Regions from separate parts of the Homo sapiens genome. Here region 1 is linked to region 2. A link is a loop called in an ENCODE intact Hi-C map of the cell type or tissue named here. Cell type or tissue: ovary. All regions are shown on one strand. Links, peaks and the distances in the headings refer to the core of each region. The heading gives the core; the rest is flanking DNA. Region 1 holds the start of PTGER2 (prostaglandin E receptor 2). Region 2 holds the start of RTRAF (RNA transcription, translation and transport factor).

Evidence for each region. Peaks named below come from ENCODE experiments on the same cell type or tissue, not always from the same donor. Only the 100,000 strongest peaks of a DNase experiment are listed, where the experiment ranks them.
Region 1: a loop joins it to region 2, with 6 times the contacts of the local background. A loop is called at or near these places in 2 of 110 quality-filtered maps.

What each region holds. Positions count from the first base shown.
Region 1 is chr14:52,307,679-52,315,172 of GRCh38, forward strand. PTGER2 (prostaglandin E receptor 2) reads left to right here and starts at 6,634. Exons shown (of 2, transcript NM_000956.4): 1 at 6,634-7,494. The coding sequence starts at 6,871. RefSeq lists enhancers at 5,864-6,424, 6,425-6,984, 7,219-7,368, 7,389-7,494 and a silencer at 6,589-6,698. In ovary, for the core only: no CTCF peak of the experiment used is centred there; DNase peaks (open chromatin) are centred at 5,463, 6,493 and 7,103; H3K4me3 peaks cover 2,170 bases; H3K27ac peaks cover 1,784 bases.
Region 2 is chr14:51,984,729-51,992,977 of GRCh38, forward strand. It overlaps RTRAF (RNA transcription, translation and transport factor), which reads left to right and starts at 4,818. Exons shown (of 8, transcript NM_016039.3): 1 at 4,818-4,972; 2 at 6,589-6,713. The coding sequence starts at 4,912. It overlaps LOC105370497 (a long non-coding RNA gene), which reads right to left and starts at 5,856. Exons shown (of 3, transcript XR_007064166.1): 1 at 5,791-5,856; 2 at 2,435-3,961. RefSeq lists enhancers at 4,603-4,897, 5,238-5,297. In ovary, for the core only: a CTCF peak has its summit at 4,594; a DNase peak (open chromatin) is centred at 4,783; H3K4me3 peaks cover 1,793 bases; H3K27ac peaks cover 1,389 bases.

The DNA.
Region 1 (7,494 bases), core at 4,995-7,494, 320 kb after region 2:
CTTCCTGATACTCCAGAGCTTTCCTCAGTTTTAGCAGCAGCTAGGGTGTTCTCTGCTTACTCCCTCAGAGAAAGAACAATATAACAGACCTTGAAGAACACAGGTATCAATTCTTGACTTTCAAAAGCCTAGGCTTAGAGGAGGCCCAGATGACAGAAAATGAAGAATAGCAAAGTTTCACCACTTCTCCCCCATCTAGTTCCTCAGCCTGTGAAGGAGAGAGGGTAAAGCTCAAGAGAAGAAGAAGAGCTTAGATGTTAACACAGAGATTTGTTAAAAAAGTGGTCCTGTACTCCCAAATCTCAGAGAAGTTTCAGGGATCTGACATCACAGAAAACCTATGCCTCACTTGGGTATAAACAGGGTGAGCAGGAGAAAACAATAGTTCCCTAAGCCTTACACGGTATGGAAAGAGTGAGAATATCTCCCATGAATGCAGAAGTAATGAGGACATGGAAAGAAATGACTAGTCATCAAGTTCACTCTTCTGCCAATTCCAACCTGCTGTAAATTTTAATTCTGGAATTTCCGTTGGGTTCTTTTTAGAGTTTCCATTTCTCTACTGAGATTCCCTACTTGTCCATTGACAATTTCTCTAATTCTTTGAACATATTTATTAAATTCAAAATCTGGGCTATCTGGAAGTCGGTTTCTATTGACTACTTTTTTTTTTTTTTTTGACATTTTGGTGGACTAGTTACCACCTTTAGGAAAAAGGAACTTCCTGGCAATGCTAGTGTCAGAACTGGATTAAGCAATGACATTCGGGGATGACAATAATCTAATGTCGAAGTAGTTGCTTGAGGTGAAGGAAGGTATTATTTTGATAGAAACGACACATCATATGTAATGGTTTCCAATCTTCAAGTAAGCATGACAGTTGTAAAACCCTTGTGAAAAGCATAAGAATAGTATCTCCAATCCTCTTGATTGGCTTCAAACAGCTGGCATGACCTGCCCACTCATTAAAGAGTAGAACTGGAAGAGAATTTAAATCATTAACATCTAAGTCCCCGCCTTCTACTAAGTAGGAAGACTATGTCCTCCAATGATGATAATGTTTTTTCTAATCAAAAATCAGCTTCCTTGCATTCTAATATAAAGGTAATACATACTTACAGAAAAATCAACCAAAACAGACAGGTATAAAGAAGAAAGTACTACTTAATTACTATTAATATTTTGTTGAACATCCTTATAGATGCTGTTCTATGCAAATCCTTATGCATATAAATATTGCACTCATACTGTCACCAACAACGGACCCATTTCTCTATGTCTGATTATACTGGGTGTGCGTAATCTTTCCAAACTTTACCAATCTTTACCATCAGACAAAAAGTAAGACTCAAATTTTTCTGAGTGATTTGGTTCTAGTGCTGAGGATGAGCATCTTGCCATGTACTTCTTTCTGGCTTTTAATGGACAGTATGTGCAATATATAGTGGCCTGGAGAATAAATAAGATGGTTTGCTACCATACTCCCAGATATATTGCACTAACTCTGTGTGTCCTTGAGTAAGCCACTTAACCTTTCAATGCCTCCATTTCTTCACATGCAAATGAAGGATTTGGAATAGGCGTTCTTGAGCTTCTTCTCTAGCTATCAGTAGGGGAGTGATGGGGAATGCACCATGCAGATCTGCAGTAGGCATCTTTGGGTGACTAACTCAATAGCCATTCCCAGCCCCTCTCCCTTCCCTGCTTCTATTCTAGAAGAGGCTGGAAAAACCCAACATCCCCTCTGTAGGCCTTTTTTGGAGTTAAGGGATGACAATATGACCAAATTCTGGCTAAAAAGACAGAGGGAAGTCTATCTGGATGCTTCTAGAAAGCCTTTTGCTTTCCTGATGGAAGAAACAGGCACAAGAGAGAGCAAGCTCACCAGCACTGTCTCTCCTTTGCCCCTGGCTTCCATGTAGACTTGATGCCTAGACCCGTGGGACAGTAGTTGGCTTCGTATTGTGTTGGTCCAGCTAAGCAGCATCTGTTACGCAGAATCCTCCCATAGTTCCAGGTTAGCATTGGCCACAAGGGAAATATTGCATGAGATCTGGGAGGCAGCAACCAAGCAGCAGCCATGGTTTTTATGCTGTGAAGGACAACACAAGGCGTGAGGAACATTGGCAGTTCTCACGCATTGTCGCTGACCTGCTGCCTCACCTTGCTGGCATGGGGCAGCAAGACTCACAGTTCCTCCTGCTCCCACCAGATCTCCTCCTATGGCTTCTTCAAGTCCTAAGCCAAGTGCATCTGTAGCTCGGTAAAGGGTGCCAGCATGTTTTGCAGGACACCTGTATTATTGAGGCTGGAGACAGTGAGAGACACAGGCAGATCCGGTCTGTCCTAAAGGACTTCAGTCATTCATGAATTTCAGTTTGTTCTCACAGATTCCAGTCTGTTCTTGCTATCATCCACATCCAACTTTCTGCCCTGACTGAAATCCTGACTGACCTATAGTGACTTCAGACTCAACACTAGAACCGAAGACAACAAACAGCCATGCCAGGACTCCTCCACCAGGTCTCACATCCTGCAAGGTCTAGGGCAGCACTGTCCAGTAGAACTTTCTGTGATGATGGAAGTGTTTTATTGGGCACCTGAGCTGCCCAATATGATACCCACAAGTCACACGTGGCTATTGAGCATTTGAAATGTGCCCAGTGCTGTAGAGGAGCTAAGTTGTTACTCTTATTTAATGTTAATTAATTTAAATTTAAATAGCCAGATGTGGCTAATGGCTACAATATTGGTCAAGGGAGGCCTAGTGCCTAATAATAAATTCCATGTTTTCTTAATCACTCGTAGTGGCTCTGTTTCTCTGGTTGAATCCTGACTGATACAGGCAGCAGCTGCTAGCTACATGGGGAGAGCATGGAGACACAAAGCCAGCATTACTAGGAATCACAGGGCTAGAGGAAGAAGCAGCCTGGCTCCTGGAAGTTCAACCAGCCTACAACCTTTGAACTTCTTAGTAAGAAAAAAAATAGACCCCCAGTGGGCAGTGAACTATCACTGTGTACTTCCAATAAACCCTGTCTCTTTTCTTGGTGGCTTCTGCTTCCTGCCGTGAAGTGTAGACCTTGTCTCAAATACCACAGGACACAGATGGTGTTCTTAGGACTCAATTTGAAAAAAAAATGTATTTATGCATGCATAGGAATCATAAAATATAAATTTAAACTCGTCTTTTGAACGAGGAAAGTAACATCAATAAAACTATGAACAAGAATTAATGTTAGCTTTTTGCCCAAGCAATTCTCCTTTCCTTCATGTTTATCTTTGCTTTCTCTTGAAGAATGACCTAAAGGAAGTAACCCACCTTCCACAGTCCTTTGAATTCATGGATACATAAATGAACACTATGAACTTTAGACTTTAAGAAGTGTATATTAGTCAGGGTTTGCCAGAGAAACAGCCAGTAGGATGGATATACATAAAGATATTTATTATAAAGTATCAACTCATGCAATTGTGGAGGCTGAGAAGTCCCACAATCTGTCATGTACAAGCTGGAGACCCAGTAAAGCTGGTGACAAAGTTTGAAAGTCTGGGAGCTGAAGAGCCAGTGGTGTAGATTCCAGTCCTGGTCTGAAGGCCTGAAAACCATAAGTGTCAGCGGCAGGAGATCAATGTCCCCACTCATGCAGTGAGGCAGAGAGTGAATTTCACCTTCCCCTACTTTTTTAGTCTATTCAAGCCCTAATGGATTGCATGAAGCCCACCAACACTGAGAAGGGCATGTGCTTTACTCAGTCCATCAACTCAAACACTAATCTCCTCCAGAAACACTTTCACAGACATACCCCGCCATCATGTTTAACCAGCTACCTGGGCATCCCATGGCCTAGTCAAGTCGACACATAAAATTAACCATCACATAGTGTTCCCCACATACAATGGCCCCACAAACAGGAACTAAACAATTAGCAAAGCTCTATGGCTCAATTCTAGAATTGAGGGTGTTAATCTGTTTTCTGTTAAGGAACTCTAGGCTCTATGTAAACTGAAACTGTATCAAAATGCTGACACTAAAATTAGAAATGGGAAGAAGTAGCTTTTAAACCACAAAATTAACTGGGGGTAACTGACAAGCAAGATTAGACTTGCACTTAAAGGAACAAACGTGATGGTCCAGTTGCTACGTAGCGACAGCAAACTTATCAACTCTCCTACTCAGCAATCTAGCAACAGGGAACACAGCAAACTGCTAAACCAAACACACACACACACACACACACACACACACACACACATATGTATGTATTCTGTCCAAATGCTGGAAGCAATTAAAAGGAGTAATTTGAACAAGCAATGCTGAGCAGCACAGTAATTAATAGGATACTGGCCTCCCAAGATTTATAGGGCCCACTCTAGTCTTCCTCTTGTCACATACCTTACCACAGGTGAGACACCCTCAGGGCACTATTCACCCAGACCCCATTACCCCTCCATTCTAGACCACCTTCCAGGTACCTGAGATCATGAAATTTCCTGCTCAAATGTTGGTCCCATAACTCGCTTCCAGGGCTTGATCAGGCATCTTCCCTAGGTCCATCCAATCAAGGGTCATTTGCATGTTTGAGATGCATATTCCCAGGACCAAGGTGGCTTTGGGGAGAGAGCTTGGTTATCAACAACTATAGTGTCCACATATTGAACTATACTGTCCACATATTGAACTATACTCTCCACATATTTCTGTGCAAGACTCCTTGTGGTGCAAGACTGAGTCAGGGGTTAGGAAGACAAGGGGGCAGGGGCCTGGGGGAGGATCTTCAACTGCACTCTTGCTCTCGTATTCACAAAAACCAGGGGCCGGCCTGCCACCAGGTACCCATCCAAAGAAAAGCTAGAGACAAATATATAGGAAAGGTTAAATAGTAGGTTTTTGTTGTGAGGGGCCTTATGAAAATTAAAAAGGTATAAAAATATTCGGAAAATAAGCACTGTGCAAATTCAGTGAATCTAAAATCCCTTATTTAATAGTAAAACTGCAGTGCAGAATTATGCTATAAATCATAGTGTTTTCCTATTAAGAAATACTTCTGATTTAAGTTTGATGTTTCCCCATTGCTTGGGGTGAGATGGGGGAATGTTGGAGTAGGGGAATAGTCAGAGATGGATGGCAAAGATTGGTAATAAGTTGTTACTGACCTGCAGAGTTTACAGCTTGAAAGAAAAACTGTAGGAGTTAAGATCCTCTTTCCTAGGAATCCATGCCATGAGAAGTTTAGGGATTGAAGTAGTGCCTGCTGACATGTGAAAACCGGCCTGTAAACTTTGCAAGCGATCCAGTAAATTATGCTTGTTCTAGTGGGAACCACCCCCCCCAACTCCGCATTCCAATCCCCAGGCCAGAATCATCAAAGTTGGCAAAAAATATTCATGGAGAGTAAGCAGGCTGTAGCAAGATAGGCTCTTCAGCAGGCAATCTTTGCTTCCTCCCACGTTATGACTGTCTTTCTTGCCAGTTCCCTAGGCAGATCAGACCCTTCACTTCCCAGTTGGCCTCCCTTCCCCAAGTGAATGTGACTTCTTACAGAACACAATTACCTATGTTGTCTGCCAAACTGGATTTTGTTTTGTTTTGTTTTGTGTTAAATATCAGCCCATTTTCACGACTCTGCAATTATGACAATATGTGGTAGGAAACCATTACTGTCAGCTCCAGTCTGAAACTGGCCACTTACCAATACACTTTGCCAGGAACAAGTCTTTCTGGATGGATACTACGTGGTTAACAACATGTAAAGATAAACGGCTAAACAAAATATCAACATTTTCTTACAAGGCTCAGCTTAAGGACAGAACAGTGATGTGCAATGGTTTTCATGTTGTATCCACAAACACAATTCTGTATAAGACACACTCCTCTTTTTTTAATGGTTGCTTAAACAAGTGGTTATCCGTTATGCTGTTGACATAGGAAACGGTGAAATGCTAGTAACCGAATCAAAGCGGCAGTGCAACAGGCCGCTCGGTGGTGCGCATTGTGTGGTTTGGTTCCTTGGATGGACACACTTGCTTTACGCTTCATCCCAATTTTTGTCCCAACCTCTTAGTGTATCTTCCTGGGAATAGTAAAAACAAAGCAAAACATTCTGGTCTTACTTCAAGCTGCCTTTGCACTGTTATTCCCTTGTTCCGCTCATTTCACGGGATTGGGTTCTCCTAACTTCATTGTTTGGTGAGTTGCTTTGCTTTGCTCGTTGCCCCGATCTTCTGTGTATTCTGCGCAGACCCCGCAAGTGCTCCTGCACTCCCTCCCAGCCCTCTGCTGGGGCTTAACGCTTCCCAGCCGAGGTCAGACTGCCGTGCGCTTCGAGTACCGGACCCCGAGGAAGCGAGAAACGCCGCTCCCGCCGGTCGCGGGCAGCTTCAGTACACCGGCAACACGCGCGCCTCTGCCCAGTGCCGCGCCCAGCGGGTGCTCAGACTCCTTCTCTCCCTCCCCGCCGGCGCGCCCCAGGGACTCGGAACGCCCCCGCGAGTGTGACGCGTCCTGCCTCCCCTGCAGCTCGCGGACACTCGCACTTGCAAGGCCTGGCCAGCACTCTTGGGCCCGCCCCCCGACAGTGCGGGGGCGGAGACGACGGCTCCCCTAGGCTCTGGCTCCCGGCCTTGGCCGGCGCGGGTAGGCGCGGGAGCCTCGAGCGCCGCTCGGATGCAGCAGCCGAGCCGCCACTCGGCGCGCGGCGGGAGACCCAGGGCAAGCCGCCGTCGGCGCGCTGGGTGCGGGAAGGGGGCTCTGGATTTCGGTCCCTCCCCTTTTTCCTCTGAGTCTCGGAACGCTCCGGCTCTCAGACCCTCTTCCTCCCAGGTAAAGGCCGGGAGAGGAGGGCGCATCTCTTTTCCAGGCACCCCACCATGGGCAATGCCTCCAATGACTCCCAGTCTGAGGACTGCGAGACGCGACAGTGGCTTCCCCCAGGCGAAAGCCCAGCCATCAGCTCCGTCATGTTCTCGGCCGGGGTGCTGGGGAACCTCATAGCACTGGCGCTGCTGGCGCGCCGCTGGCGGGGGGACGTGGGGTGCAGCGCCGGCCGCAGGAGCTCCCTCTCCTTGTTCCACGTGCTGGTGACCGAGCTGGTGTTCACCGACCTGCTCGGGACCTGCCTCATCAGCCCAGTGGTACTGGCTTCGTACGCGCGGAACCAGACCCTGGTGGCACTGGCGCCCGAGAGCCGCGCGTGCACCTACTTCGCTTTCGCCATGACCTTCTTCAGCCTGGCCACGATGCTCATGCTCTTCGCCATGGCCCTGGAGCGCTACCTCTCGATCGGGCACCCCTACTTCTACCAGCGCCGCGTCTCGCGCTCCGGGGGCCTGGCCGTGCTGCCTGTCATCTATGCAGTCTCCCTGCTCTTCTGCTCGCTGCCGCTGCTGGACTATGGGCAGTACGTCCAGTACTGCCCCGGGACCTGGTGCTTCATCCGGCACGGGCGGACCGCTTACCTGCAGCTGTACGCCACCCTGCTGCTGCTTCTCATT
Region 2 (8,249 bases), core at 3,038-5,537:
ATCCACATAATCCTATCACCCAAATGTTGATCCCTGTTACTCTGCCCCCAACCCTGCCTCCCTAAACCCCTTCCTCTCCACGTTTTAGGACGCTGTATATTCCTTGTTCTCTTAGTCCTTCCAACCACTTTTCCCATATTCCATGACTCTTCCTCCTACTCCTTAAATATGAATACTGGGTTTTCCTAGGATGAAGTCTTCAGTCCTCTTTTCTTTCCCCGTCTCCTCAGGGACCTTACTGTAACAGTTTCCATCTACAACTTTATGCTGATGGCTCCTCAATGGACATCTCATCCACTCACTCACATTCATTCCTGACATTTCAGTAGTGATTATGGGCTACATCTACAGGACTTCGATTTCAACAGGTGCAGAACTTAATTCTTCAGCTTCCTCAGACTGGTTTCCTTCTACCGGTGCTCCTGTTTCTATGCAAGAATTCACTGCTTATCACATCTCTGATAGGTGACCTTCTAGAAACCTCCTTTAAGCCATCCACCTCCTTCCCATCCTATGTTTAGTCCCACCAAGTCCGTGGATCTTTCTTTCCTTTCTCTCTGGGATCTGTCCTCATGTTAGAACTATTCAGTTGTAAGTTACAAAACCCCAACCAAATCTGGCTCAAGTATAAAATAGATTTTATTGGATCACATCTCAGGAAAGTTGCATCTAGCCCCCTACCAGACATTTTTGGGAATGGCCTGTCTGTGCTTCTTGGCTGTATTGTCCTCTGTGTTGTTTTCACTGTTCGGCAAGTGTTTCCTCTGCAGTATTAGATGTGGAAGGTGAATGCTTTATGCTGTTTGCATGACTACATAAATTCCTATTCATTCCTATTCGTTTTCTACCAATAAAATTGAGTTCTACTGCCCTGCCATTTTGCTTTTAATGCTAAATCATGAAATTCCAGAGCTTGACCTTAAAAAGCAGCAAGTTTTCATATTTAACATAAAGAGTCTCAGAAAGAGATAAAGGAGATGTTTGCTCATCGGGAGGCTCCCCCAGGGAGAGAGACCTTTCTGCATTATACAACTTGTTCCAAAAATTCTGATTTCATGGGGTGTTCAATTGATAACATTCATTAGAATATAAAACCTGTTTTTCTGTGCACTGTAGAGACTTTTGTGGCTATTCCTGGTTATTACCAACTTGTTCTGTTCACTGTTTTCGGAAGACTAATTTGAACAAAGGCTTCTAGTAAAACTGCCAAGACTTTAAAAGTTGTTACAAGTTGTGAAACTGTCCTTCAAAGAGCAACTTTTACCTCTGACTGGTTGCCTTTCTTGATAATGTGTTGCCCTGGCAATACCGTTGAAATGGCCACCTCTACATTTCTGCAACCATATATGCCCTTGCAAATATTTTAGGTTTTGTGAGTCATGTGGTCTATGTTGCATTTATTCAACTCTGCCCTTGTAGCACCAAAGCAGCCAGTTAGCAAATGGGCATGGCTGTGTTCCAATACAACTTTATTTATGTACACTGAAATTTGAATTTTATATAGCTTTCACATGTCATAAAATATTATTATTCTTTTGATTTTTCAACCATTTAAAAATATAAAAACCATTCTTATCTTGGTTTTTTTTTTTTTGAGTACTCCATCTAGAAATCTCTTTCCCCAGATATTTGTGTGGCTAACTTCCTTACCTCCTTCTAGGCTTTCCTTACACTTCACTGTCTCAATGAGGCCCAACCTGACCATCTTGTCTAAAACTGCAACACCCATTATATCCCCACCGCTATTTGTTGCCCCCCTTACCTTGTTATAATTTTCCTATAGTACTTAGAACCTTCTGAATAGTAAATAATGTATTTATTTATTATTGTACTGTTTGTCTTCCCTTGCCCAATGATAAGCTCCCTGAGGTCAGGGTTGTTGTGTTTAAGCTCTCAGATGACTCCAAAATGCCTACAAGATTGCCTGGCATGTAATTGACACTCTAAACACTTTACTGAACAATTCAACAGATGAATTAATAGCCTGTCAAACCTATGATCAACCATTAGATTGGAGTTCAGGTCATTTGATAATAAAAGTTGATTTCCAGATCCTTCCACCAAAAAGACACATGCATTCTCATGTTCATTGCAGCACTGTTCACAATAGCAAAGACGTGGAATCAACCTAGATGCCCATCAGAGGCTGACTGGATAAAGAAAATATGGTACATATACCCCATGGAATACTATGCAGCCATAAAAAGAACAAATATTATGTCCAAATTTGCAGCAATATGGATGCAGCTGGAGGCCGTTATCCTAAGCAAATTAACACAGGAACAGACAACCAAATACCACAGGTTCTCACTTATAAGTGGGAGCTAAACACTGGGTACTTATGAAAACACACACACACAAAAGTTGGTTTCCTTTTCTTGAAGTATACAGAGGGCTTGGTCTTCAGAAATGGAATTATGTAAGATTCACTTACTGTTGGACACTCCATTCAGAATAGGTCAAAGAACTCCTTCAAATTCAGAGAAAAAAAAAGATAACTGGGTTTTAACATAAAAAATGGATTAATATTTATTTTATACTTCTTTCCCAAAGTTTGCTTTATCCCCTGCTCAAGTATCCCCTGACACTTTAGCATTCTGCATCATCTGAATCTTCCTCCAACCTCCCCACTCCTGGTGGTGGCCGGGGCTGATGACTAGGGACAGTCTTAAGTTGCTGACAATGGGGACCCTGAAGTGGAAAGACTAGGCCAGGAGCAAACAACTTCATTTTTTGCCTTGAAAGGTCAATTTCAGAAAACAAATGGTAAGAGATGTTTTTCCTTATTTTTTTAAAGAAATTCATGGTCTGCAATTGTATTTTTCCCCCTTTTTAATTTATTATTTATATGTAAGTATTTATTATTTTCCCTTCCATGATTGGTTCATTTTTTCATTTTTTGGTTAGTATTTCATTAATTATACAACTAGCATGCACTACAATATGAGATTATAGCCATATCTTTGATCAAATTTTGTTGGAAATGAGACACTCTTGAACTGATTTTCTTGATTCACTCTATAAGCACCTTAATTGAAAAATACAGATTATCTTACAGTGCCCCCTTAAAACTAAAGCTGTATTCTAGCCTCTGTACTTCTTTTTATTATTATTATTTTTGAGATGGGGTCTTACATGTTGCACAGGTTGGTGTGATCATGGCTCACTGCAGCCTCAACCTTGCAGGCTCAAGTGATCCTCCCACCTCAGCCTCCTGAGTAGCTGGGTCCACAGGCACACACGAGCATGCCAGGCTAATTTTTCTTTCTTCTTTTTTTTTTTTTTTTAGTTTTAATAGAGACAAAGTCTCACTATGTTGCCTAGGCTGGTCTCAAACTCCTGGGCTTGAACTATCCTCCCACCTCAGCCTCCCAAAGTGCTGGGACTACAGGCATGAGCTTCTGCACCTGGCCTGTACTTCTTTGTAGTACATTTTATATTTCTTGTAATTCACTTACTCTTTCTAACTCCAGATTATAAGTATTTATTTACACATCTATATTTGTCATTATACTTAAACTTCCTGAAAATAGAGACTGTAGTTTACTCATTTGTATGCTCCTCAGATCCTAAGTGTTTAATTAAAATCTTAATTAATGAAATGAAATGAAACGTACATAGTTGGCTTACCCCCAAGAATTTCAATAGCTCCCCTTAGCTTGCCATGAGAGGCTTTTCCTTATCAGAGCCCTGCCTTTGTCTATAGTCTTATCAGCTGTCATTCCCTCTCACCCTCCAGCCCCTATAAGCTCTAGTCCCTCTGGGCCATGCTGTTGCTCATTTCTTGCCTTTATACATCCTCTTCCCTCAAACTAGGTTACCCTTTTGACTGCATGGTGAATGCCTCACCATCTTCAAGCCTTAGTTTATACTTATCTGTTTATTGTTTCCCTCATTAGCCTTTTAAACTCCATGAAAATAGGGGCCTGGTCTGTCTTGTTCACTGCTCTCTCTCCACTGTCTGAAAAGCAAGTAGAGACTGGATCAGGAAAGATCTTAAATACAATAAGGAGTTTTGATTATTTCTAGGGGGTAACCAGGAACCACTAAAACATAAGCAGAGAAAGTTATGTACAGGTTTTTGCTTTAGAAAAATCTCTCTCATCGCTGTATGGAGGAATGGTTTGGAGAACGCAGGACTGGCCCTAAGAAATCAATCAGATAATTAGAGTAAGCAAAAGTGATGAGGATCTGATCTGTGGCTGTATCAGTGGGGTCCGAAAGGAGGTGAGGGATTTGAGAGTTAGGAGAGACAGAATGGCAGGAATTGGTGACCTACTGGATGCTGTGACCGAGGGTGAGGGGGAGTGAGGGACGATCTCGGCTTCAGATTTCACTCTGGCTGAGGATATCTGGAACGATCGCATCGTATTAACAATTGTATGTTTACCTGTGGATCACTCCCAATTAGTCTGAAAGCATCTTACTATAGGGACCTTGCTTTGTAGTCTTTGTATTACCAGTGTTAGAAGAGCACCTGTTATGTAGGAGGAGTAATAAAATGAATGAATGCACTCAAAACACTAAACAGTAATTCTGTAATCCAACGGGAGGTACAGCGAATACCAAAAGCCTACATATACTATTCTCTGCATGCTATAGCAAGAAAGAAAGGAAAGTGGCTTCCCGGTGGTTTTCTGCCTATTGTACAACCAGGAAGCTGACAATAAAGTTTATTTGAGCGTCGACGTGCGCCGACGTGGCCCCGCCTCCCCAGCCGGAGCCGCGATTGGTGGGCATTTGCCGGCGGCCACCGCTTTTAAGCCACGATTGGCGAAGGCCGCCGTCATTTCGGAGCGACTCAGCGCCTGCCCGCCCTCTCGCCGCGTCGCCGGTGCCTGCGCCTCCCGCTCCACCTCGCTTCTTCTCTCCCGGCCGAGGCCCGGGGGACCAGAGCGAGAAGCGGGGACCATGTTCCGACGCAAGTTGACGGCTCTCGACTACCACAACCCCGCCGGCTTCAACTGCAAAGGTGAGGCGGCGGCCTCAGCCCGGCCGCGTGTCCCTGACCTGGGCGGAGGTCCCAGCCTCAGTGCCCGCACCCCACCTCCCCGTCGGGACCCTCGGCGGCCTGGTTTCCGCCGGCAGCCTCCGGGCCCCTCTCCTCTGGGTCGCCACGTACCTCGGCTCTTCGCCGCCCCTTCCCGCCTTTAAAGCCCTCTCACCTACTCCTGTCTCGGCATGTTACTTTCTGCACTTGCTTAACTCCAAGCATCACGTAACTACCTTCTCTGTACATAAAAGGGAGAGCATTCGTCTTTCTCACTCACTATTCAACTCCATGGTTCCCTGGGTAATTAGGCGATACCTTGAGCACCTGCTAATTATGGGCCAGCGCGGTGCTGGATTCTGAGGAAGGTGCTGAGTAACTTGAAGACTAGTTCACTGCCTGCCAGGAGCTAAAGGGACGAGGGGTGGAAGCAATCAGAACCCACTGAGCAGTTTGAGACAGTACACAATGAAATCAGGACCGATCACAGTGGGAGGGTAAGCGCGTGTAGTAACGGGCTAGTTGTGTTATGTGGTGTTGCAAAAAAGTTAATAGCAGATGAGTGGGAAGGTTGAATTGTGAATACAAAGGTATTTGGGATTTTACAGCATTAGAATTTTAAAAAGTAATAACGTTGCTACTCACTGTAACTAAACTGCTACCCACCACTACTCGTTTCCTTTGTATAGTTGTGGCCTGTGATAGACTGGTAAGTTTGAAAGTGATCAAGTATAACTTGTGATACTCAGACCACTGTGTAATTCTCAAGACCTTATAATGGAAGCTTGAATTTGACTCACAAATTGAAAATAATTTCTAAGCAGGATGACAGTGTTTTGTTGATCGCCTGTAGAAGCATATCAAATTATAATCTATTGTTTTTCTACTTTAACAAAAAAGTATCAGTGACAATAGAGCCTTGTTCTGGATTGGAATCTTTGAGTCTCAATGTTCTTATCTGTAAAATGGGATATTACCTACCTCAAAAGAGGTATGGGGAGGATTAAACGAAACAATTATGCACTTAATGTGCAGTTAACATTCCATGACAACAGTTGTCACAGTGTCTTTTTTGTCATTTAATTTCTTTTACTTATTATTTTGTTGTATATTTTACTTTATTACTTTGCTATAAATTTAACCTTGCCCTCCTTCCCCTTTCTGTCCGCAAAGGAACTGGAATATTAATATGTAACACTTAAATAGCAAAACTATGTGCCAGGCACTGTTTTTATCCGTATTTATTTTATTTAAGAAACTTCTTAAATAAAACAACTTCTTTTAATCTTCATAACTCTATGAGGTAAGTTCTATTAGCACCCTCATTTTGTAGCTGAAGAGTCTGAGGCACAGAAAATGTGGGTGATTATCCCAAGTTCACACAACCAGTAAGTATCTGGACCCAGGATTTGAACAGATCATTGTTAATCTGTACTTTCAACTCCAGAATCTGTACTTTCAACTCCCTCTTTTGGTTCAATTAATTTAGTATTTTGAAGTTAAGAAAATTCCACAAGAACATATATCTGAACATATACCTGAGAAGGAGGTATTTTATGTAGTGCTTCTAGTTATTTATGTGATATTTTTTATTGCAGATGAAACAGAATTTAGAAACTTCATCGTTTGGCTTGAAGACCAGAAAATCAGGCACTACAAGATTGAAGACAGAGGGAATTTAAGAAACATCCACAGCAGCGACTGGCCCAAGTTCTTTGAAAAGGTAATGAATTAGGAAGTAAAGTAAAAATACAGAGAGTTTGTCTGAAAAATCATGAAGATGAGCTTAAAATTACTTTCTTCTTTTAAGAAAAAAATGATAATGATCAGTGTTAGGAAAGCTGGATTTCAGGGATTTTGCTTTTTTCTTAGATGTGTCTTTTGCTTTTAGAGCAAATTATTTTATGTCTTCCTACCAAGCTTTCAGTATTAGGTAGAAATAGTTTTCTCTAGAAACATGAAGTTTCTTAAATAAATAATGATGTAAATATTTCGCTTTCCCTTTATGGCCCAAATCAGAATTTTTGTTAAACACAGTACTATTTCTTATATTAAAAGAAGACATTGGCTAGGTGTGATGGCTAACACCTATAATGCCAGCACTTTGGGAGGCTGAGGTGGCAGATCATTTGAGCTCAGGAGTTCTGACAGCAGCCTGGGCAACATGATGAAACCCTGTCTCTACAAGAAAATAGAAAGTTATCTGGGTGTGCTGGCCTGTGTCTGTAGTGTCAGCTAATTGGGAGGCTGAGGTTCTCCAGCCTGGGCGACAGAGTGACACCTTGTCTCAAAAAAAGACATTATTGAGATGCTTGAAAACCAAGACTGTCGTGTTTATGCTTATATTTAATGTAAACAGATATCCCTTGTTGTATGCTAGGGAAATAGTCCTTAAATGATCTCTGGTATATCATATTTTTGTGCCTTGAATCATTTTCCCATTGATTTAGTTTTAGTAACACTTTTGCATAAAAAAGAATTCTCAGATTAGAATAAAAATGCTTTTAGTGTCATTTCTTACATTAAACATTTTCATCAGTTATATTTGATGAGTGAGATATTTTTCTTGAAAAAGGCTAAGTTTTTCATTTGCGAGAGCAGTGTGATTAGGCACTTTCTCCCTAGAATCAGTGATTTTATAAATTAGGGATTGTATAAATTACATCATTGTTATTAACCTTTCCGTGTCTCAATTTTTTCATCAATAAGTGAGGGTAACAATGATACCTATCTCATAAGTGTGGCTTTGTTTTTAATGAGTAATTGTTCACAGAAGTCCCTGGCGCATAGCAAGTGTGATAAGCTTATTACTGCCAATGCCTCTATACTACTACTATTAATACTACTGTATTCTTTTCCTTTGCTCTTAGAAAATATTTTTAAAATTTTCAGTGGACTTCTTAAAACTTTGAAATATATTTTTAGGATTTTATGTTTGTTTATATTACATTTTATGGTCTATTCATGTGTACAAGACAGTACAGAATTCTGCATGTAGAAAGGTATCTGGAGAATATAAAAAATTGTCTAGGCTGGGCACGGTGGCTCATGCCTATAATCCAAGCAGTTTGGGAAGCCAAGATGGGTGGATCACCTGAGGTCAGGGGTTCGAGACCAGCCGGGCCAACGTGGCGAAACCCCGTCTCTACTAAAAACACAAAATTAGCCAGGTGTGGTGGCGCATGTGTGTAATCTCAGCTGCCCAGGGGGCTGAGCCAGGAGAATCATTTGAACTCAGGAGGCGGAGGTTGCAGTGAGC